Regions from separate parts of the Mus musculus genome. Here region 1 is linked to region 2. The links are chromatin loops, found by intact Hi-C in ENCODE. Cell type or tissue: heart. All regions are shown on one strand. Each heading gives the region's core, and the rest is flanking DNA. Links, peaks and the distances in the headings are about the cores only. Region 1 holds the start of Dld (dihydrolipoamide dehydrogenase). Region 2 overlaps Lamb1 (laminin B1).

What was found. Hi-C counts contacts between places; a loop is a spot of excess contacts. Peaks named below come from ENCODE experiments on the same cell type or tissue, not always from the same donor. Only the 100,000 strongest peaks of a DNase experiment are listed, where the experiment ranks them.
Region 1: a loop joins it to region 2, with 5 times the contacts of the local background. A loop is called at or near these places in 3 of 42 quality-filtered maps.

The regions. Positions count from the first base shown.
Region 1 is chr12:31,338,993-31,356,272 of GRCm38, forward strand. It overlaps Dld (dihydrolipoamide dehydrogenase), which reads right to left and starts at 12,479. Exons shown (of 14, transcript NM_007861.5): 1 at 12,309-12,479; 2 at 10,605-10,683; 3 at 5,831-5,910; 4 at 4,383-4,451; 5 at 3,752-3,821; 6 at 2,386-2,486; 7 at 1,872-2,015; 8 at 1,288-1,389. The coding sequence starts at 12,347. In heart, for the core only: a CTCF peak has its summit at 12,538; a DNase peak (open chromatin) is centred at 12,449; H3K4me3 peaks cover 1,514 bases; H3K27ac peaks cover 1,265 bases.
Region 2 is chr12:31,271,515-31,279,514 of GRCm38, forward strand. Lamb1 (laminin B1) reads left to right here. Exons shown (of 33, transcript NM_008482.3): 4 at 916-989; 5 at 6,948-7,136; 6 at 7,222-7,285. Among named protein-coding and RNA genes, the nearest start is that of Lamb1, 10 kb to the left of the region's middle. In heart, for the core only: no CTCF peak of the experiment used is centred there; DNase peaks (open chromatin) are centred at 87 and 4,117; H3K4me3 peaks cover 781 bases; H3K27ac peaks cover 1,155 bases.

The sequences.
Region 1 (17,280 bases), core at 4,675-12,674, 72 kb after region 2:
AAAGAATTCTCACCGGAGGAATACTAAATGGCGGAGAAGCAGCTGAAAAAATGTTCAACATCCTTAATCATCAGGGAAATGCAAATCAAAACAACCCTGAGATTCTACCTCACACCAGTCAGAATGGCTAAGATCAAAAATTCAGGTGACAGCAGATGCTGGCAAGGATGTGAAGAAAGAGGAACACTCCTCCATTGTTGGTGGGAGTGCAAGCTTGTACAACCACTCTGGAAATCAGTCTGGCGGTTCCTCAGAAAATTGGACATAGTACTGCCGGATGATCCAGCAATACCTCTTCTGGGCATATACCCAGAAGATGTTCCAACTTGTAATAAAGACACATGCTCCACTATGTTCATAGCAGCCTTATTTATAATAGCCAGAAGCTGGAAAGAACCCAGATGCCCCTCAACAGAGGAATGGATACAGAAAATGTGGTACATCTACACAATGGAGTACTACTCAGCAGTTAAAGACAATGAGTTCATGAAATTCTTGGGCAAATGGATGGATCTGGAGGATATCATCCTGAGTGAGGTAACCCAATCACAAAAGAACACACATGATATGCACTCACTGATAAGGGGATATTAGCCCAGAAACGTAGAATACCCAAGATACAATGTGTAAAACACAAGAAAATCAAGAAGAAGGAAGACCAACGTGTGGATACTTCGCTCCTTCTTAGAATGAGGAACAAAATAGCCATGGAAGGAGTTATAGAGTCAAAGTTCGGAGCTGAGACAGAAGGAACAACCATCCAGAGACTGCCCCACCTGGGGATCCATCCCATATACAACCACCAAACCCAGACACTATTGCATATACCAGCAAGATTTTGCTGACAGGACCCTGATATAGCTGTCTCTTGTGAGTCTATGCCAATGCCTGGCAAACACAGAAGAAGATGCTCACAGTCAGCTATTGGATGGAATACAGGGCCCCTAATGAAGGAGCTAGAGAAAGTACCCAAGGAGCTAAAGGGGTCTGCAACCCTATAGGTGGAACAACAATATGAACTAACCAGTACCCCCAGAGCTGTGTCTCTAGCTGCATATGTAGCAGAGGATGGCCTAGTCGGCCATCATTGGAAAGAGAGGCCCATTGGTCTTGCGAAGATTATATGCCCCAGTACAGGGGAATGCCAGGGCTAGGAAGTGGAAGTGGGTGGGTTGGAGAGCAGGGTGGGGGGAGGAAATAGGGGGCTTTGGGGATAGCATTTGAAATGTAAAGAAAATATCTAATAAAAAATTGCCTTAAAAAAAAGAAAAGGAAAATCCTTCTTACCAGTTCCACACCAATTACTCCTGCCCCAATAACAACCAGCTTCTCTGGAACTTTTTTTAAGGATAAAGCTCCTGTAGATGACACTATAGTATCTTCATCGATCTATAAAAAGAGCAAAAACAACAGTCAGAATTACTTGTGAAAACCTAGTATGACATTATCTTGATGTCATCCAATAAAATTTTACATCATTTATTTGCTTTGATGCTATCTATAGATATATCACAACTTCTTTAGCATTCACAATGCTACTCAGAAATGTTATCACTTGACAGAGACAGTCTTGCTATGTAGTCCTGGCTGCTAACCCTGCTAACCACTGACCCCATAACAATCTTCCTTTCCTGACTCTGCCTCCCACATGCTGGGATCACAGACACTCACCACCACGTTGTTTACCTTTATGTTAAACTTAAATATATTATAAAGTGTTCTATATCTTATCATAATCACTACAAAATACAGAGAAGTAACTCTGCAATGCTAAATGGTTGCCAAATTAGTGTTTCAGTCAGCATTTATAAACAGCATAAACTTATAAAAACCTGCTAGGTTGTAAGAGATGAATCAGGAAGCATAAATACCGTGATTCCAGGAAAAGGAGTAACTTCTGAGCCCGTAGCTACAAGGATGTTTTTGGTATCAATAACCTGAGTGCTGCCATCGGCTTTTGTAGCTGTAACTTGATTCTTGCCGGTTATCTTTCCAAATCCATTGACGTGAACAACCTTTATAAAGTAATGTTTACAAATTCACAATGTTTCAATGTTTTCCTGAGTAACAGGAGTAACAGGAACAATACTCTAGGTAATACAGAACATAAAATTCCTTAAAAATATACAATGCATGTAGCAGCAAAACACTATCTCAGAGACAGGTGTTTAAGGGTAGTGTAATTTTGGATTTTCTTTTGGTTTTTATTCTTTATAGGGTTTGGATTATAATAAACGCATTACATTAATTTTTAAATGTTTTAGTACTATTATAAATTAAATCAATATCCCACAGCAGGTCAAGATCATAAAACATGGCTATTAGCACAAAGCAATTATTTCATGTATATGTAAAATAAAACAGATCTGAGCACTGGACACCAACCTTATTTTGTTTGAATAAGTGAGCAATTCCCCCTGTTAATGCTTTTACTGCAGAATGCTTCTGCTCCATCATCTTCTCTAAATTCAAGCGAACTTCTGGTACTGTAATTTGTTAAATAAATCTTTTCATTATTTAAACTATGGAAGCAATATGTGATAGTTCCCAAGATCTGAAAATATTCATCTTAATGTTGATAAGACTTTGAAAAAGATAGCATTCACTTCTAAAACTTAATGACTGTCATGACCACACCTAGCAAAACCACATCATCAGGTCAAAATAACAGACCCTATCAAGCACTGTTAAATGTGCATCTGTGCCAAAAATGCAGTCCAAAACAGAAACATCCTATTTTCACTGTGGCACATTCTACAAATACTTTATGATGGTTATTAGTCTGGAAGATAGATAAAGTAAAAATGACAAAGTAGAACATCACCTGAAATTATAAATAAAAACAAAGGTTAAAACTTCATGAAACAATAACAAATATATATTTGAATATTCCAAAATATGAAAAAGCATAATGAGTTTAATCAACTAGGTTTTAAATTCATTTAACTCAGAACATTAAAGCAACAATGTAATTCAACTCAACAGAACTGCAGAGGTAAAGACATAGCAATCAGTCCATGAAGTCAACACACAGACAGACTCTTAGACATTTCTGACTGACAAAGGCCACCAAGCTAACAGGAAAAGCTTGCCTATATTGCATGTTTCCTGACACTCCTATGTCTTCTAACATCAGGGTACTTTCACAGAGTGTGACATACCTGCTGTAACATACACACATCTAATGGACCTCCTACACAGCCTCTTTCAGAAACCTACTTCTGTAAAAAGAATGCCACAAAGTGCATTATGTCTGTCTTATGTATGTATTGTCAAATATGACTGGAGAAAAAGGATAAAAACAGCCCCCCAAAGACATGGTGACTGAAGACAAAACAAACTCCATGCAAATGTCATGAATGGTCTTCTCTCGGGCCTCTCTCTGTTCCCACTCCCTCTCTCTGCTCTTTTCACAGCTCAGGTGGCCACTGTCCACTCTCCTTTCAGTCTTACCTGCAATAGCACAGCAATCCGGAATCTAGCAAGTTATGAGGGAAACAAAAAACTGACTCTTCACTGACACACACACACACACACACACACCCCCAAAAAAAAAAACAGAACTTAGGAAAAAATGTGCAAAGGCATAGAAGCTGTGATGGTAGTCTGAAGTAAACATTCTATGTAAATCTCTCCAAATTTCAAGATTTTTATCTCAGTTATCCTTCAATAAATACCTGTTCACACACACATCAGTATTTACCAAGAAAGGTCAAATACATATGGTACTAACTATAAAAGGTATACTTACTTTCAATTCCCCTAGATGCAAAATCTTTTCCGTGGGCCATATGGTAATAATGAGAATTATTTAATAAAGCCTAAAAACAGTAAGGCAAATTTACCAAATATGCATAAACAGGCTCTGTCACAAGAAAGCACTTACAAAATTACATTTCTATTTAAAATAGTACATACTACTATACAAATTCATCTTTCCTTCTCACACAATTAACCTACGATAAATAATACTGACTAAAACGTCATAGACAAACAAGAATAAAAAACAAAACAAAGCTGCTATATTCTTTAAAAGTAAAACAATAAGAACACATTTCAAGGTGGCAGGTTAAAAGGGACCTGTTTTCACAGGCAAGAATTTTAAGAACAAAAATTTTACTATTATCTTTTCGGTAGCAATGGAAAACTAAAGAGAAAGCAAAAACAAAACCAGAACAAAAAAGTCTGGGACAGGAAGAACTTCCAGAATATATGACATTCAAGAGGGTGTCAGCAATAGAAGAGTTACACAAAAAAAAAGTCGCATAAACATCTTCAGATTCCTTATAAGAACTGTATTAGACTACAAGTTGGTCTCCGTACATCTCTGCAGTCAGCAGCTAATAAAAAGCAATCTTGCAGCGTGTGAAACGCATGCTTACCTTTGAAGGAATACAACCAACGTTCAAGCATGTTCCACCTAGTGTCTCATTTTTCTCAATGCAGACTGTCTACAATCAAAGAGAACATTATTTAATAACAGGTAACATGCATGTTTTATTTCACTAAGACTCCAAATATATGTCTTAATTGGTCTGTAAAGTAAGCTACTCAATCTGTTTCTTCAGACTCAAAGTGCCCTCTGAGGGCCAATCCTGCAGAGCCAAAGCTGCTGGAGCTCCATGATACAGGGCAACAACAGGATATCGGAAAGGAGTCTCAGTGAAAAGTCAGTATTGATGGTGTAGCAGAAGCCAGAGGCCTAGAAGCAGACCGATGATTCACTGCAACGAACATCTGCCAAGTAAAGCTGTGTGGACAGAAGGGTGAACTGTGGGACACTGGCACACAAGTAAAGATGTACAGACACAAGGGTGGACTGTGGGACACTGGCACACAAGTAAAGCTGTGTGGACACAAGGGTGGTCTGTGGGACACTGGCACACTACAGCTTCCACAAGATGGTTTTCTTTTTTTATTCTTTTTTCAATTTCTTGGGGGAGGGGGTTGCAAGGGCAGAGGAGGGAATGGAGAGATGAGTGGGATTGGGGTACATGATGTAAAATTCATTTGGAATCAATAAAAAGTTTTTGTTTTGTTTTTTTTTTAAAGAACCCTTTGGGCTGGTGAGATGGCTCAGTGGGTAAGAGCACCCGACTGCTCTTCCGAAGGTCCAAAGTTCAAATCCCAGCAACCACATGGTGGCTCACACCATCCTCAACAAGATCTGACTCCCTCTTCTGGAGTGTCTGAAGACAGCTACAGTGTACTTACATATATTAATAAAATAAATCTTAAAAAAAAAAGAACCCTTTGAATTTTATCATCTGAATAATAGAAACTAGGCTAATTCTAGAGTGAATTATTCTAAAAAGATTTTTGTCCAACATTACCATATTGTTTTACTGTTAACACTGTTATCTCAAATATATTTACAAACCAAAATGAAGTATTTCAGAAAAAAAATAGCTGGCTTTTCTATACCATGAGACTTCTACACTCAATAAAGCCCATCAATATCAGGTTTACAAATAATCAATAGTTAAAAAGAATAATTTCCTGAGCTTGACAGGTGGCTCAGTTGGTTAAGAGAAGTAGCCACTCTTCCAAGGGACCTGGGTTCAATTCCCAGCATCCACACAGCAGTTCACAACTGTCTGTAACTCCAGTCCCAAAGGATCGGATGCCATCTTCTAGCCTCATGTGGGCACCACATGCGTACAGTGCACAAACACACATGAGTGCATATAAAACATCCAAAGATAAAGATGTTTTTTTTTAAAATATTTTAAAAATTATTTTCCATGTGTTTACCTGCAAAGTATTTTGTGACTAAAACCAGCTTGGTCCATAATAAAACAAAGCAGCCTCTACTTCAGGTCTACCTTACCTTAAAGCCTAACTGGGCAGATTTGATGGCAGCAACATATCCTCCAGGGCCAGAACCTATCACTGTCACGTCAGCCTCAACTGTAACAAGAACAGATTGATATAAAATGGTAAATTACTAGCATTTACCAAAATACTCCAAATAATCAGCATGTTCAATATGCCATTATTTTGTTCCAAGATGTCTGGTGTACTCTGATGCATCTAAAAATGGCACAACATTTGAGATCCCACTTTTATCTTGTAGTCATTATAAGATATGTAAATACAACTAAGTCCTAGGTTATGAACCCTATCTATATCCAGCTGCTACTTACTGGTTATTGTATGACAGATGACATAACTCCCCTATAACATAAGGAGGGCAAGGATGACATAAGAGGTTCAGAAATAAACTGACTAGCCTCAACTATCTAGTTATTGACTCCACCTTTGGTATTATTCTTCCTTCTATTTAATACAATCACATTCTTTAGTTTCAACCTTCATATATTAAAATCACAAAAAAAGCAAAGCTTTCAACCATAATGAGGTGACCTTAGGTGAATAATTTGACCTGCTTCATTTTAACCGCTCATCTGCAAAATAACCACACACACACACACACACACACACACACACACACACACCTTCCTTTATAGTGAGAATACAGAATGTTGAGGGCTGAAAATGGTTTAAACTGTCACTAGCCTTAATCTCCAAGTTATTTTGCAAACGTCTCCAATAAATATGATATACTCACTCTTATTCCAAAGTGTTCATCATCTGAAATCTTAAATTGAAACAATTCACTTTCTGAACATAATCTCAAAAACTTTTATTAGTCTTTAAGAATAAAAGAAGGATTTAAACAATTCTATTTAATAACTATAGAACCTTAGTTGTATATGACATAAGTTCAAATAATAACTATACAACTCAAATTTTTTTTTAAAAAAAGATTTATTTATTTATTTTATGTATATGAGTACTGTAGCTGCCTTCAGACACACCAGAAGAGGGTATTGGATCCCATTACAGATGGTTGTGAGCCACCATGTGGTTGCTGGGAATTGAACTCAGGACCCCTGGAAAAGCAGCAGTCAGTGCTCTTAACTGCTGAGCTATCTCTCCAGCTCCCACAACTCAAATTCTTAAGTAAAAAAAAAAAAAAATTCAGTTATTTGAGCACCAAAACAACATATGAATGATAGTGATGATGTCTATAGTCCAAAGTTGTTAATGACCAAAGAAAATACATGTCAAGAACCTAAGGTGCTGGGTACATACCAAGCACTCAGTAAATGTGGCTTGCTTTCTTAGATCTGCCTCCCACATTCTCTTAGGCCAGACTTTAGAGAATGAGCATCTAGCCTCAGTCCCATTCTGACAGCAGCCTATATTACTACCCCTTGTGCCAGATCTGACAAGGCAGCTCAGATATAATTTTCTCAGTCTTCATTAATCCCCCTGTCTGTTACTCAAACAACTCTACCTTGCTAGGTATAGCACCTACATCTTTTCAGTATTTCTCTAATCTCTTCTCCCACCCCATTCTGCACATCCATTAATACCAAGCTTCAGTAGTCAATTACATGCATAGAATTAGCTAGCCTACATATACACACTATTTCATTATCTAGAACTACATACTGACAGCATGCATTTCACAGGCCAAACACTAAGCTCTTGGAACATATAGTCACAATAATTACCCTGCCTCTTATAATCTGATTAGAGAAAAATAAAAAATTACCAAAGTCCAACCAGTAACCACAATGATATTTAAAATAAACTTGACCCTATGATGGCTCTGCTTAAAACACCTTACTGATTCCAAACTTCCTATCTGAGAAATCAACTCTCAAACTTCGATGTGTCAGCACTATGACTTTTTTAGTAGTTTAAATAGACTATGCTTCTTTCTATATTACAATAGTCACCCATTTCCACATATCCCTCTTCAGACAATGTCTGGGTTTCTTTTCTTGTTGATGTGACAAAACATAGTAACTTAAAAAAGAGTTTATTTGGGATCGACCACAGTTCAAGATACTTTAAATCCATCATGACAGGGGACACCAGGAGCTTGAAGAAGCTGGGGACATCACATCCATAAACAGCGATCTCAGCTCACTTTCTCTAGTTTATACAGTCTAGGATTCCCTGCCCAGGTAGTAATCCCCTCCACAATTAAAATGAATTTTCCCAATCAATTAATGTAATCAAGATATCTTCAAAGGCTAATCTAACCTCATGGGTAAGTCCCCAGACTTTTCTCCTAGGCGATGCCAGATGCAGGCAAGTTGACAATTAACAACAGTCATTACATATATAAACAAAAAATCCTCAAGAAAGAATTATGTAACCATTTCCTATCCACATACAGAGTTCATAAATCCCTATCCTTAGCCACTGGACTGTTTACCATGATTACAAGTATCTGTTAGATGTCTGTCTTCCTCAGGAGGACTGTGAAATACAAAGAAGCTTAATTGTGTCTGTTTAGATCACTGTTAATAACTTAGCACAAAACAAAAAAACAGCACAAAACAAAAAACTTAGCACAAAAATTAAATACTTATTGAGATACTGAATATAATAAAACAGTGAATGAAAATATGATGTAACTGCAACGAATCTGTGTCTGCTACAAGTGAACTACATCGTCCTTATCAATAGGAATAGAACCTCACACAGCCTGATGAATTTGCTTTATAAGAATATTCAAACATCTCTTAGGTGTTGAAACAGACATCCTATACAAGCTTTGATTTCCTCAAGCTGGTCAACCAATACACGTCTACGAAAGCAGAATAAAAACAATGGGTCAAGTGTCAAAAGAATTCTCCTACTTCTCTAAGAGCTTCTCTATTCATAACACAGGAAGGCTAACAGAGAAGTGTGGCCAAAGCAGGACAGGCACTAGAACTTAAGACTGTCTGAAACAAAGCTAAGCCCTGCATGTGTCAGATAAGAGTACTGGCGTTTTAGCTGGTACTACTCTGTATGGTGACCATGCTGAACATTCTGTGATACAGCAACTGAAACAGACAGGACTGCAGTTTTCTTTTATTCAGTAAGCAGGCAGTGAAGACCAACTGTGCCACCTTAGGTACTAAAGAAAAATCAGTCTTTGCCCCAGTAAAGCTTCTATTTTTGAGAGGAAAAGTTATTAAGTAAACAATTCAGCTTCATGTAAGTGTATAAAATTACTATTTCATCTATCCTAAAATATACTAATTTTATACTTATAATTTGACAATGTCAAGAGACACCCCCCCCCGAACCCCCTGATTAAAGGTTACTGTCTCTTAGTTTGTTTTTTTGTTGCTGTGATCAACATCATGACTAAAAGCAACTTAGGGAAGCCAAGACAGGAAGGAACCTAAAGGCAGGAACTAAAGCAGAAGGCCTAGAAGAATGCTGCTTACTGGATTGCTTAGCTTGCTTTCTTATATAGCCAAGGCCTACCTGCTACAGTGGATTGCACCCTTCCACTACACACATGCCCACAGGCCAATCTGATGGGAAGAATTCCTCAAATCGAAGTCCCTTTTCCCTGGAGACTCTAGTTTGTGTCAAGTAGACAAGAACTAACCAGCATGGACTCACTCCATAAAATCTAAGTGCCTGTGCAAAGACTGAAAATAGGAGGCTCTGATTACACCATAACATTCTGTTACACGATATCCAAGGCTGTCCTCTCATCTCCACACCTGCACTGTGGCATGCACACAGGGACTCATACATGTACACACATCCTAACACAGATCAAAATTAAAGAATAAAATACCTTTTTTTTTTGTTGTTTTGTTTTTTGTTTTTGGTTTTGGTTTTGGTTTTTCAAGACAGGGTTTCTCTGTGTAGCCCTGGCTGTCCCAGAACTCACTTTGTAGACCAGGCTGGCCTCGAACTCAGAAATCCACCTGCCTCTGTCTCCCAAGTGCTGGGATTAAAGGCGTGCACCACCACTGCCCGGCAATAAAATACTTTTAAATACAAATTTTAATGGGTTCAGTAAATGTATCACTTCAGTACTTTTTGTAAGTTAAATACCTTATCAAAAACCCATTTATCCCATTCCAAGTGCTTATAAAAAAAAAAACCAAAACACCTATCTTTTATAGAAAATTCAAAACTTCAAGAAAGCATTAAGAAGGAAATTATACACCCCACAGCTCCCTTCTCTGTATATAATAGTAGTCTTAAAGAATTTCATTCAAGATTTCAAAAATCATTATCATCACAGCTCTGAAACAACCAACACAATCTGACCCAATAGACAAAATTAATTCTTAAAAGCTGTAATACATAAAAATGCTCAACTCAAAACCCACCTGCAGTTCTCCCTCACCAGTGGAGTAAAATCCATGCTGTCTGCCTAGAAAGACTTCGGTGCTGGGGTCCCTCGACCTCTCTGATCTTATTCCTTGGGTTTTGCAAGCCACCTAGTCTTCGTGCTTTTCCTGGAGGTTCCCGAATTAAGATCCATCTGAGGCCTTTCTCACTGAAACAACTTTTCATATCCTCACTCCCTCCATCTCCTCGGAAGGCTTTCCTGACATCCTCTCACGGACTCCTAGTAACCTGCTTTAATTTTCAGTTTCTTCTCCAAACACTTAGAATACTTACGTACTGTTCACCTTAAGAACGGGCTTGGCCATGTTTACCTCTCGTAGCATACAGGGTGTACAGACAACAGTAAACAAGCACACAGATTAACACTACAAGTCACTCTAACATTCACTTTCCTCAGCTACTCGGATTGAAAACTGCTGTTATCAGGTACTTACTTGGTTGATCTGCATAAGTTCTTAAAGGAACTGAAGAAACTCCTTGTAGGCCATGAGATATCCGATTGAAATGGCCTTTCTAGAATAGAAAAAAAAAAGACAAAAGAAATTTTCCTGTTAAGTAAAATATAATTTTTAAAACAGGCTGGCAAAATAGCCCGCTGGCTAAAGGCTCCTGCCACCAAGGGTGACTTCCCAAGTTTAATCCGTGGGAACTATATGGTGGCAGAGACCTGACTCCCAGAAGCTGTCTTCTGGCATCCTTTCATCCTATGTTGCACGCTCATGCCCACAGGCATGTGCACAAGTAATACATGTAATTTAAAAGGTCGATGACAACTGGGGCAAATGTATCAAGCAATAATACTAATGGACTTTCTCTGCCGCAAACAGGTATCCTACCAATTTCCCTTTTTTGTCCATAATATTAAACTTTCACAATCTTACCTTGCCAGGTCTGCCTTATTATTATGAACATTCAATGAACCATTTCATATTAAATCTAATAAAAATATATTTAATGGCTTACAGTTTTATTAAAACTTCAGAAAGCATTGTTAATTTTATTGCCAAGGATCAGTTTAGTATTCTAATTAAAATCCCAAAACTTTGAATTCAGGTATTTAAGTATTTCAATGATATTCATTTCATCTGTCATTCTGCTTCCTAACAAATCTACTTAACAGTCTGTAATCACTTATAAGATCTATAAAGATGTTCTTAAGCCACCAACTGGACTAGGAAAATGTACCAACAACGGAGTGGCCTCACATTCTGGAAGTCCCACAAATTGCATCATAATCTCACACTCTCTAAGCAGTGTGACTACCATTTCCTAAGGCCAGGGCCACATAAAGAAAGCACACTTCCAGCTCCTATCACAGCGAGTAAGCAATGGACAGCAGCGACAATATACTCTGATGCAGCAAGGTTTTTTACTTGAAGACAACTTCTGCACCTGAGATCAAGATATGCCAACCAAAGAGGAACAAAGAACTGTCTGTACTGAGAGACGCGGCTCACCTTCTCCCTAAAACAGTGACATTTTGCGTGTTACATTAACTTTTAAAGACACAGACGGCTCAGCCGTGAAGAGTCTCATTTCTGTATTGTCCCTAAAGTTATCCTGCTACCCTGCCACTAGGCCTCATACATTCAATTTGGCAGCTGTCAATTGGCAGGTGAAATGGGAAAGTTGTTTGGACGACAAACCGCTGCAATTAAAACTATAAGCCCCAGGGCCTGACTGATGGCAGGGTGCACTAGTTTAGAGACGTGAATGAAAACAGATCCTTGGAGGAGGAACTCGCGGGACGGTGTGTTGGAGCTGACCACGTCTGGGCCAGTCGGGCCTCAAGGTTACTTCCCCGCCGTAGGAGAGTAGGCCACCCCCCGGGTCATTAGGATGAGGCGAAAGGTAGGAAGGGGCAGGCCGCGCGTGGCAAGGGTCATTTACTCCTCCCCGAAACTGGGGGAGGGCCCAGGCCCCTGGACCAGCGTCCGGGTCGTGTGGGGCTGCGGGCAGTCATTCCGCAGCAGGGCCCTCCCGAGCCCGGGCTCGCGCTCCCCGCTGCCTCGGGAGGCCGCACCGAGCCGGCATAGAGGCGGGGCCGCGGCGGTTCCCGGCGGCAGGCCGCGTCCGGGCCCACAGCGGGCGTCTAAGTGCCTGTGGTCCAGCATCATCCCCTCGCGGGCCGCCCTCACCTTGGCCAAGGAGCGGTACACACGACTCCAGCTCTGCATCGTCCCTCGGTCCCGTCCCTCCAACCAGGGGTTTTCACCTCCGCTGAACGCCTGGTAAGACTTATCCAAGGTCTCCCCACCCTGCGCCTGCGCAACATATACGTCATCGCCGAGGAGCAGCGCGATTGGCCCGAAAGGCAGAGGCTTTCCGGTCGCTTCGTCGTGCGCTGTCGTGAAGGGCGCTGCGCTTTGTGGCAGCTGGGGAATTGGAGAACTGTTGCTCAAATGACTGGAGTAGAGTTGCAAATTATCCTTGAAAGACGAACTAGATAAATAAAAATGTTGTTTCTTCAGTAAAGCCCACAGAAAGTAAAGTTTAAATAGGAAAGGAAGAAAAGTTTGACAACTTGACAAGCTTATGGTTGTGCTAGATATTCGTGGGCAGTAGGCTTTATCTAGCTTTACAAAAACCGTATGAACTGTTTGCATTTTCTGGATGGAGCCCTGAGAGGTTAAAGAAAGCAAAGGAGAGGTAACTGCAGCTCTACGAACAAAGGCTTTGATTTTAACGGCTGGTTTACAATCTCTGTTCTCGAAGGCAATGGAAAGGATAGGCTTGAACCTTTCTTCACCAACATCCTGTTCTGAAAACTGCGCTAACAAAAAGTATAGAAAACAAGCTCCCTTCTATTTTTGTATTTTGAAAGCACGCCTCCCTTGTAGAAGAAACTAGAAGGGTTGGGATGGTGGGTGAGGTGTTAGGTTTTCATTGAGAGTGCACCTAAAAGATTGCTAACTGTTGTCTATAAGATTGAGCACAGAGCCTGGCGTGGTGGGCTACGCCTTTAATCCCAGCACTCGGGAGGCAGAGGCAGGCAGATTTCTCAGTTCGAGGCCAGGCCAGCCTGGTCTACAGAGTGAGTTCCAGGACAGCCAGAGCTCCCTATCTCGAAAAACAAAAACAAAAACAAAAAAAAAAAAAAAATTGAGCACAGAGATTTAAGGTCTGATACCACTTTGTAATAACAGTCTCTAGTTTAAACCTTAACTCTATACTTCTCAAAAGTTTACAGCCCAGGCACTGTACTGAACTCCATAGAGTTAGGGATTAGATGAATATTACTTCTTACCTATCTATGCCCATTTAGAAGGAAAAAGACATGAATAAATGATTTTTTAATGTTATGACGAAAGCTAGCTGTTACCAAATATTAATCACCACCACAACCCCTTTTTGGTTTCTTGAGAGAGTGTCTCATGTGTCCCAGACTGGCTTCAAACTCAATATAGAGCTTAGAATGACCTTGAATTTATAGTCCTCTTGCCTTCATCTCCTGAGTGCTGGGATTACAGGTGCCCACCACCATGTGTTGCTGATTGCTGGGAACGGAACCCAGAGCTTCTAGTATACCAGGCAAGCATTCTTCACCTGAGTTACATCTTAAGCCCTTGTTTTCCCCTTTCATAAGATAAGAGATTGTTCAGCTGGACAGATGGGTATTCAGAATAGCATTGTCTTTTCCGGGTCCCATACAGCTAAAGGTAGACGTATGATCAAATACTGGTCAATGATCTCCATTTATTGTTGCATCCAACTCGACCAGCAAGGAAAACGCAACCACCGGTTCTTCTTAAAGCAGTTTACTCAGGCAGCTTCTCTCTTCAAATCCCCCGCCTCTCGGGGTACAAGTGTTTTTATCCACTCAAGCCATAACCACGCCTCAACCAATCACCACAGGTCACATCACCTCACCAGGAAGGCTTGCTCAGCCAATCAGGGATTAAGGGCTAGCCATCCACCAAATATGGGCTTGTTTACTGCCTGGCACAGATTTCCGTCTGGGCTGGCCAGGGAGTCTGGAATGGCTTCCCACAATTCCCCCTTTTATATTCTTTTGAAGCAAGCTCCGTGGGTGAAGATAGAGGTCTGATCCCCAGTGTGCAGAAATAGGGGCCATGTACAGGATTGACTCTTAGGCTCACAGGGTTTTACCCAGAGCAACCCTGACCTGCTCCCATGCCGTTTTTCATGGGGGAAGAACACTAGGACACTCAACCCTCATGCAATCAGACGTACCTCCCAGAGATTGTCAAACAGCGTCCAGACTAACTTCTGTGCAGTGCTTAGCCTTACAACCCTGCAGAGCGATGGCTTCATTGTTCATTCTTCATGGCAACAAGCCAAATCTGAGGTGACTGCCCTGCTTCCACTGTGGCAAAAGCTTGCACCACCATGGCGGCAGTGTGGACCTGGGCATTCTGCAACCAACACATACACCATACACACAACATGCATGCCAAAACAAGGGCCACAGCAAGGGCACCTATCTCAGCCCATTCTTTCCTGATGCCAAGCCAGGATCCACTCGGGTAGAATTCACAGCGACAATCGCCGAGTGAAGCTCATTCATCTTGCCATCAAAATTTGCAGTCCAATTTCTTAATAGGAATTTCTTAACAGGATCAGCTTCTTCATTTTGACACTGTCGCACTATTCACTCTGGAACCCACACTGGCTCTGCGTGATTCTGTGGAAACATGCAAACAGACCCTCTCGCCCAGCCCAACACAGGATCTGGACCATTCCATGATCCTGTAAGCACATCCCTCCATTTAGCATACCCCAGATTACTGGGGCTGGTATTAGCATGTCGTTCAGCAGCAGAGCGACCTTCCTTATCCAATTGTAAACATTTTAAGGTAAAAAGAGCTAAGGAGAGTCTTATTTTTGGGGGTATGGCCATAGCCTATTCCCTGTCTTTGTTTTATTAATAATTCTTTTAAGGTTCTATGTGCTCGTTCAATGATTCCTTGGCCTTGAGGATTATATGGCAGTCCGTGTTTAACTTGTACTTCCATCTGTTGACAAAAAGACACCAGGGTTTTGGCAGTATATGCAGGGCCATTGTCTGTTTTAAGTTGTTGGGGTTTACCCCAAGCTGCCCAGGCCTCCAAACAATGCTGTATAACATGGGAGGCCTTTTCCCCTGCCATGGGAGATGCATAAACTATTCCTGAACATGTGTCAATGGATACATGAATGTATTTGCCAAATTCTGAAAAATGTGTCACATCTATCTGCCACACCTGTAGAGGGAGCAATCCTCTAGGATGCACTCCATAAGAAGGTGGGTGTTGAAACTCAAGGCAACATACACAGGTAGTGACTACATCCCGAGCTTGTGCTCTAGAGATTCCAAATTTTCTCTGCAGAGTTTTAGCATTAACATGAATTTTAGAATGAAATTGTAAGGCTAACTCCATAGGGGATGCTAAAAATATGAACTCCATACGAGTACAATTATCCACAATATCATTTCTCCTACTTAAGGGTCCTGGAAGCCCACTATGGGCACGGACATGTCCAATATATAATGGTTGGCGTCTTTCCCACAGCAACTTCTGTAATTGTAAGGCCAAGGCTTGGATGGTACTAGGAGCTTTTATTTGGCCAGCCACTTGTAGGGATAAAACTAAATTAAGTACATATTGTGAATCTGAAATTAGATTAAAAGGAAAATCACAATCCTTAATGACTTCAATAACTATTTGTAATTCCACCATCTGTGGAGTACAGGGATAATACTGCCTGACCACAGGAACTTTCCTCTCTACTATATATACTCCACATCCGGTTTTTGATCCATCAGTAAACACGTTAACTGCATCCTTAATGGGTGTTTTCCTCACCACTTGAGGGAAAATGACTGGATGTTCCTTAAAAAAGGTCATTAACGGATGTTTGGTATAATGATTATCAAATGGGCCCTCATTAATACAGGCTAAAATAGCCCACTCATCAATATTTGCTGTTAGGACCTTTTGCTGATACCCATCATAAGGGATTACAATAGAGCTGGTTTTTATACCAAAAAATTGTAAACAATGCTGAATTCCCAACAAGGCTAAAAAAGCCACTGTTGTAGGCTTTGTAATGATCTAATGTCCTCCCAGCGGATATTTTGGAATGGATCCATAACAATGGGCCTTCTTGCCACAATAATCCTGTGGGTTGCATCTCAGTAGGTAATATTATCAAAATGATGGGTAACCCTTCTCTACAATGCTGAAGCTGGGCTTTAATCAATTCTTCTTCCACTAGGGTAAGGGCCTTTCTAGCCTCAGGTGTTAGTTCCCTTTTGGAACTTAACTCTGAGTCTCTTTCTAAAATTTGAAACAGAGGTTTTAATTTAACATTTGGGATCTTCAAATAGGGCCGAATCCAATTGATATTGCCTAACAATTTCTGAAAATCATTTAAAGTATGCAAGAAATCAACCCTCAACTGTATCTTTTGAGGCCAAACGGCTGTAGGAGTGAACCTTGCTCCTAAATAGGACACTATTTTTTAACAAATCTCTACCCCATAAGGTAATGGGCAGCTCAAGCACATATGGTTGAAACATCCCATCATGCCCTTCCTTATCTTTCCAAGGGAGCATCCTGGCACTTATGTCTGGGCTCTTTGCATAGCCCAGGCCTGGTAATATTTGTTCTGACTCCTGAATCGGCCATCCTTTTGGCCAGTCCTTAAACCAAAAAGCAGTAAGAAAAATTACCCAAATGGCTAGAAAAAGAAAGTAATCCATAGATTGTCCCTAGTACCCTCTTACTTTCACTACCCTCTTACTTTCACTTTCTTGTCTCCAGAGCCAGAGAGCCTTATTGTCTCTTACCGAGAGCCTGTCTCTTTACTGAGAGCCTTATTGTCTCTTACCGAGAGCCTAATTGTCTCTTTACCGAGAACCTAATTGTCTCTTTACCGAGAGCCTAATTGTCTCTTTACCGAGAGCCTAATTGTTTCTTTACCGAGAGCCTAATTGTCTCTTTACCATACACATCCTGTCGACAGACCCTGACTGCAGAAAGTTCTGAACCTCTTCGGTGGGAGAGTCGGTTCCCAGGTTTCGGCACCACTTGTTGCGTTCAACTTGACCAGCAAGGAAACCACAACCACTGGTTCTTCTTAAAGCAGTTTACTCAGGCAGCTTCT
Region 2 (8,000 bases), core at 1-8,000:
CTTTTTCCCCCTCGGTCGGCTTGGCCATTTTCCAGCAGGCAAGTTTATTTCAAAAGGTCCTACTGACTTCCTGAGAATATACCAGCTGTAGCATGATTCATTCTGACACATTCCTGTCTTCCAGACTTCTTTGCTTGGGAGGATGGGCCCCGGGGGCATCTCCTTACAGGGACTGTAGATCAGTCCTCTTAAGCCAGGGCGGCTTCTGCGGGGTCTCTGGGGGGTTAGGGGAGGAGCCTCTTCTCCCTGGAATTCCAGTGGCTTTTTTAGTGTGTTCAAGTGGGTCTCTGACCCTCAGGGCACCATGCACCGTACAGCTTTGTTTGTGCAGGCTTTTCCCCTGGAAGGGGAGAAGTTTGTGTTTGTTCAGGGACAGGCTGAGTTATCTGATGGGTTCTTTGCCTCAGAGGCAGAAGTGTATAGTGGAAGGTCGCTTGCTTGCACCAAGGATGAGTTTCCCTGACTTGGCACGCGTCACCAGGTGTGATGCTCACCTGCTTTCTTTGCTGTCAGTTGGGGGGCGGGGGACATGTAATTATTTGTATTTCTTCTGTGTCTTTGCAGACTGACCCCCTACTGTGCACTGCAAGTGTGTGTTGGGGGAGGGGGTGCCTTTGGCTTGGAGGGTTGGGGGCAGTGGGTGTGGCTTCCCGAGCAAGCAGTATTGAGAGGGGCCTTCTGCCAGATGTCTGCGGCAGTGAACAGATCCAGTAAGCAGAACTCCAGAGTGATTTATGGAGAACTAAAGAAGTGCAAAGGATGCCCCCTCCAGCCCCACCCTCACACTAATAACTTCAACTCCAGTTTTAAGACACAAGGGGAAACTTGTATGAGGGGTTTGAGGACCATTTAAGAAGCTGTTCAGAGGTGTTCCCCGTTGGTCTCACCATTTCCTTTACTGCTGTAAAAATGCAGGTGTGGAGAACGTGACCATCCAACTGGACCTGGAAGCAGAATTCCATTTCACTCATCTCATCATGACCTTCAAGGTAAGGAATCCATGCTGTCTCGGATGCAGGCTCCAGAGCTGGGCGACTGCCACGTCCAGAGACAATGTTTCTTATGAGTTGGCCTAAATGAGAACTTAAATGTTAATTGTTGTCCTAAGTTGGGATAATTGTGTCCCTTTCAAAACAGGGACATGATAACTGCCCTTCACATGTGCTAGCTTAAGTAGATTCTTCATCCTAATTTATCTATAAACTTTTAATTAGAGACCCCTTTCTTTCTCCCATTGAGAAAGGCAGCACTTGACTCCCTTCCAAACCACGATAAAACATTTGCAGAGTGCATCTCCGATCCTTCATGGTTAGAGTCTACGGCTGAATTTGGTAACTGAAAACAAAGTAATGTTTCAAGTCTTAGGTTCCAAGATTTTGCCAAAACTGGGGGAAGAGTTTTACAGTTTCTAAAGAAAAATGCATGCCTTTTTGAATGCAGTTTTTTTTTCCCCCTCTCCATTTTTCTTTTCAAGATGTAGAATGACTCTAGGACTAGGGAATGTCTCTATACAAAGTGCCTTTGTTGCTGAAGCAGCTGCCTGAAAATGACAGGCTTCACATGGCTCAAAGTACACGTTGGCACACACAAAACTCATGATTTAATTATTGCTCCCCAGATGAAGATCACCTTTGGGTAGTTTTCAGTTGGAGTTGGGGACTTGCTGGCATCCTCTCAGATTAGGAAAAGGGGCGGAGGATCAGTTTACCTTGCTGGCAAGGAACCATGGAAATCTCGCTTCTGTCTGGTACCCAAGTATGAGAAGCAGAGGAGGAGCAAGGGCAGGCGTGGGAGTCAGAATGCAACTAGGAGGGGCATCAAGCTCTGTGGTTCCCAGGCCTCTGTACCTCACCCCTTTGCTGTCCCCCAGTGGTCCACTGTGACTGATGGGGCAGGCAGGGTGATGGAGACACCAAATGCAGCAGACAGTGGTTGGATAAGGGCTATTACTAGCTTATCAGGGACTCCTTGCTGCCTGCGGTCTCCATTCATGGGCCACACTACACCTTAGTGGTTAAATTTAAACTCTGTCCCACATGAAGATGTCATTTTTATGTTTTGTGACCTTTAAAATATTTACAGTCCTCTTTATTGATGTTCGTGGCACCATCTTACTTTGGAGAGAGCATCTGCTACACAGACATGGATGGCTCTGAGTTCATTTATGCTCAAAATCCTTAGAGTGCATATTCTGTGGAATAGTGGGCCAGAGATGAGATTCTGTTCTACACCTAGGTGCTGAAGGTTAGTCTGAGAAGGTGCTGAGGTGTGGACTGTAGGTACAGGATGTGGACCTCAGCATGAAGGACAAGGTTCATCCTTCCAGGTTCCAGCTTCTGTGAGACAGCAGGACCCACGCCAGAGCCGCGTTTGCCATGCTCTGGGCCGGCTAGTCTGTTAGCTTGTATTGTGAGAAGACTTTTCCTTGGGAAACAAAACACGTTCATCTACTCATACCCCAGATAGGAAACCCCTGACAGACCAAAGTACCCGTGCTGATGCTACCAGAATCCAGCGCATTGGTGAACCAGTGAGTTTTATTGGAGTTACAGGAATTGATGGGAAAGTAACAGTTACTTATAGAAATGTGGGTGAGGGGTTACTTACAGGAGCAGAAATGACTCAGATAGTTGCAACTCCAAGGCCCACTTCAGCATTGATGACAGCTCACAAAAGCTGGGAAACCTGGAACCCTCTGCACAGCCTGCAGGCCACTGAACAGGTTAGAGAGCGTCCTTTCTGTGTGCCTCGGTTGATCTAAACCTCTTTCAGGCAGCTCAGCTAATTACTGCTTGTCTCATAGTTGGTTCTGTCTGAGAGTTTTCTTTGCTGCTTGGCTTGCTCCTCTCAGCTTATATTTGGGACCTAGAGAATCTGGTCAGTTTCAGGGACTTCCTGGAGCTGTTTTGAGTTGTTTCCCTTCCTGCTCAAGGAGCTTCCTTCAGGATGGAATCTTTAGTTTAAATCTTGGGAGGAAAGTATTACATAACAGCCTGGCATAAGGAAGAAACTTCAGGAGCGGAGACCAATCGTACCCTTTACCTGGGCCAGGAGGGGTGAGAAAGATTTCAGAGGGAAGATATAAAGGAAAACTGCCATTGGTCTGAGAACAGTGACCTTTGCTGTGCTCTTTGGGCAAGGCTTGTTCAATAAGTACTGCATCCACTTGTTTCAAGGTCAGGGAGGTGAAGAAAGTAAGTATGGAGAAGCAGGTCCCAGTCAGCAGGACCTCAACTCTTTGCTGAGGAGTGGGAACTTCATAGGCAGTAGGGAGCCACAGACTTGGAGGTCACAAAAATAATTTTGCAAGGAAACCCGCCATGATGGCACCAAGCCCGAACTTCAGAAGTTGGGTCTCGGTGGGTTCAAGACCAGCCTGATCTATATAGCAAGTTCCAGGCTAGACTGAGATACATAACCACAACGGGTTTTGTTTTTGTTTATTTTATTTTATTTTATTTTATTTTATTTTATTTTTGAGCTGTAGATTACAGGGCATTTTAAATTTCCAAATGTCAGGAGCTCACCGGTCCTTGGAACACTTGACTGTGTATCCACATGCTTCTATACCCCACAACGCTTTGCCCTGGCTGCTCTGAGAACCGCTGCAGAGAAGAGGAGGCCCCTACTTCCTGCGAATGGTTGCTTGGGTGCTTTAGAATCTGAGGCTGACCTTGAAGTGGAGAAGGCGCGGAGGCAGGTCAGGGGAAGGAAAGGGTTGTGTCCAGGATAGCCGGGAAGTTGAAGTCCTTAGGAAGATGTGGGTCTCCCTAGCAGTACTGTAAAGGAAAGCGGGGACAAAGATGAAGAGCTCATGTTTATCCTCAACCACTCTGGCTGTGGAGGTGGCTGCTTACGAGGTGGATTAGCTTGTTTATATGCATGTGCCAGTATGTTGTTGTTATAGACAGATGTTTCCAGTCTCTCCTGGTTATTATGCGTTCAGCGGTCCCTGTGCAGCCCTAGAAGGGGCCCGAGAAGGTTGGTGACTAAGTACGGCGGTGGGAGTGGGGAGAGGCTTCCGTCCTTTAGGTGAAGTGTGTGGTTCCGGTTTCCAGCAGCTTCTTAACTCCACAGGAAATTGGATGACTGGGCAGGGTCCCTTGGGATTTAGAAGTTTCCAGAAAGTGAGAGACAAGGCAGCACAGCCAGGACAAGCAAGCTTCTGTGTGTTTCTTCTCTGCTGTCTAAGGATGCGGAGATATCTGACTAGGTGTGCCCCGCCCAAGCCTCTTAGGCCTTCCCAACTGGGAGCGTGGCCTCATGGGATTGGCCATGCCTGCACACCTGCCAGTCCAGGTTCCGATGGTCAGAGCAGCTTCTCCGTTCCCCTTCTAAAATCCTTAGTCTACAGTTCTCTGCAGTTTGATAGAAACATCGTTTTCTTCTGCCTTGCCTCCGTCAGGCAGGGTTATCAAGGATGCTAGCAAGTAGGTTAGCAGATTTTTGCTAGTTCCCAACATCAGGCTCTGTAAAAGCTCTGTCTGCCAAGTGATGATCTTACTTAATTCAGGAATTCATATTTACTTAAGCTCTGTTTTCTAGGCTGGCTGAACTTTCCTTTGACTTTTCTCCACGGCAATCTGGCTTCCTCTTCCTAAAGTGCGCACAGCATGTTCATGGCTGGGAAGCATCTGCCCGTGGCCCATTTCCATCTGCATTCTTTCTTACGTTTTACTCTTGACTGTGTCCTTCATGGCCTCCTGAAGTCCTCGGTGTGTTTTGAGGGGTTTGTCTTGTTCCTATTCCTCCCCAACCTTCTGCCTGTTCGCTTTTCTGCTTAGGCCACTGGCTGGGGAGGAGGAAGGTACGCATGCGTGAGCACACACTCGGAGCTGAAGCGAAAGGTGGTGACTGTTGCCGGCTCCTGTTCTCCCGTGTCCAGCCTGTTGGGCATTTTCCTAGAGTGCTGGCCTTTCTCTTGCCATTGGCTTTGTTGGAGGAAATTCAAGTATTAAGTGATCGCAGTGACTCCCAAATCCACACTGCAAAGCTGAATGCCATGCCCACATATGGCTGCCCTCAAACGAGGTTGAGAGGCTCGCTGCTCGTGCCATTTTCAGCCCAGCCACCCGTGCTTTGGGGCCTATCTGCTTCTCCTCTAAGATCTAATAGATCGAGTGTATGTAACTCAGTGCAGTGTGCTGTCACTAACAGGACAGTAGACTTCATCTCTCTCTGTCCATGTTATACCTTTAGAGTGTGAGACCTTCTTCATCTTTTCTTTGGTTCCTCTGCTTCTTGTCATCTTCCATGTTTAATGACAGTGCTGTCAGAGTTATTTTCTATGTATAAGCTTTCATTTTGTTAGGTCCCATAAATCTTTTAGTGTTCTCACTTATATGGCAAAAAGGCAAAGAAAGTCTGTTAGCATGTCAAACAGTAATGCCCCCCTGTGCTGCACTGGGCATTGAACCTGGGGCCACCCAGAGCTGAATCCCCAGCCCGAGATCCAGTTTGATGTCATCCCTCTGAAATAGTCTCTGGTTTTTGTTTTTCCTTTAAAACTACTTACTTTTGTGGTACAGTATGCATATCAGTATTCCCCATTCTTATGTGTACCACTCAGTGATGTTAGACATACTCAGGATAGCGCAAGACTATCACTGCTGTCAGTTTCCAGAACTTTGTCATCACCCTAGATAGGAACTTGAACTAGTCACTAAATAGTCACCCCTGCTGTCTCACCCCTCTTCCCCATGACCCCTTTCCATTCCCATCTAAAACCCTAGGTGTTTCATATACATGAAATCATAATATTTGAAAATGTATATGGCTTATTTCACTTAGCACAGTGCCTTCAAGGTCCTTGTATGTTACAGAGAGTATGGCATCCCTTCCTTTTGCAGCTAAATTAGTCTATTGTATTTATCACATTTAGTTCTTTCATTAATTTATCTACTTATTCACTTTATATCCCATTATACAACCCCTCCTTCCAGCCCTACCACAGTTCCTGCCCCCTTTCTTCCCTCACCTTCTCTGAGAAGGCAGAACCCCCACCCCCCACCCCCAATCACTCTCCCATCCCCACCCTTGGTACATCAAGTCTCTATAGGACTAGGTGCATCCTCTCCCACTGAGGTCAGACAAGGCAGCCCAGTTGGGGAATGGGTTCCACAGGCAGGCAACAACTTGAGGGAGAGCCCCTATTCCAGTTGTTGGGGGACCCACATGAAGACCAAGCTGCACATCTGTTACCTGTGGGGGTGGGGCAGGAAATCTAGGTCCAGCCCATGCTTGCTCTTTGGTGGATGGTTCAGTCTCTGGGATCCAGAGGGTCCAGGTTTGTCAACTCTGTTGGTCTTCCCGTAGAGTCCCTGTCCCCTTCAGGTCCCTCAATCCTTCCCCCAACTCTTCCACAAGACTCCCAAGCTCGTCATTTGACTGTGGGTCTCTGTGCTTATTCCATTGGCTGCTGGGTGGAGCCCAGAGGACAGTTACTCTAGGCTCACATTGTGTTCTTTACCAGCTAATAGGCACTTTGGCTGTTGCCATTCTTGGGCTAGTGTGAGTAATGCTGCTTGTTTTCTCACATTTCCTGTGATGGTACTGTGGTGCTTGACATATTATTGTACAATGACTATGATTTTTATGTGTGTGTGCTCCTTATTAAACTGTGTGTAGCATATGGATGTTATATAAGCCACAGGCTATATCATCTATGGAATGATTAAATGAAGAAGTGAGAAAGCAAGCATTCAAAATTAGTTCTCTCCTGGGCATGGTGGTTAATATACCCAAGTGTGTTTGCTACAAGGGCCTGTTTATAATCAGCTTCAAGAAGGAACAGTTTACTGGTCTACCAGGTGGTTGCTACAAGTGCGGCCTTTCAAGAACAGTCTCCACAGAAATACCAAGCACACAGTCAGCTTAGGCACACAGGAGGGACAAAAGGACAGAGTAGCAAGCAGAACCATGGAATGAGACTTTCCTCCTGCTTTTAGACATTCCGCCCAGCCGCCATGCTGATCGAGCGGTCTTCTGACTTTGGGAAGGCTTGGGGCGTGTACAGATACTTCGCCTACGACTGTGAGAGCTCGTTCCCAGGCATTTCAACTGGACCCATGAAGAAAGTGGATGACATCATCTGTGACTCTCGATATTCTGACATTGAGCCCTCGACAGAAGGAGAGGTTTGTATGCCTCTGATTGAGTTCTCTACTTGCTAGTCTGCCTTTTGATCATTGCAAAAATACCAACCCTCTGATCTATTTTTAGGTAATATTTCGTGCTTTAGATCCTGCTTTCAAAATTGAAGACCCTTATAGTCCAAGGATACAGAGTGAGTTTGTTTTGAAATACATGCTTTGGTGGGAAACAGTACTTACGGAGGGTCTCATCCTACCCAGTGCTGTGTGGCCCGATATCTTGATACTCAGTCCTACATACACCTAGATCTTCTTCCTTTCTTTGTGGTCTTCCAAAAAAAAAAACCCACTTCAAATTACCAGTAATCAGGCTTCACTGATAAGAAACACATTTTGACTATGTCAGCAGAACTCCAAAAATCAGACTGACCATGCCACCTTCTGTTTTTGATGCTCAGTATATAAATTAGAGTACAGATTAAACTGCTGTAATCAAACACCCCCTAAATATAGCTTCTGGAATAAAATAGATGTTTCTTTTGCTTGTATGAAGTCAGCATGAGGGATGTTTAATTGTATGTCTGTGGGTATTTTACCTGTATGTATGCGTACCATGTTCATGCCTCATGCTCTCGTAGGCCAGAGGAGGGCATCTGATCCCCTGGACATTGGAATTATAGAGAGTTGTGAGCCACTGTGTAGCCTGGAAATCAAACCCAGGTCCTCTGGAAGAGTGGCCAGTGCTTTTAACCACTTAGCCATCTCTCCAGCACTTGGAAGGATTCTCAAAGAAGAACTACAGCTCAGTTGCCATAGTTAGTCGCACTGTATAAAATACAAGATGCTATCCAGTTAGATTTGAGTGACAGATGAATAACATGTTCTTTTTTAGTACCCTTGTAACATTTT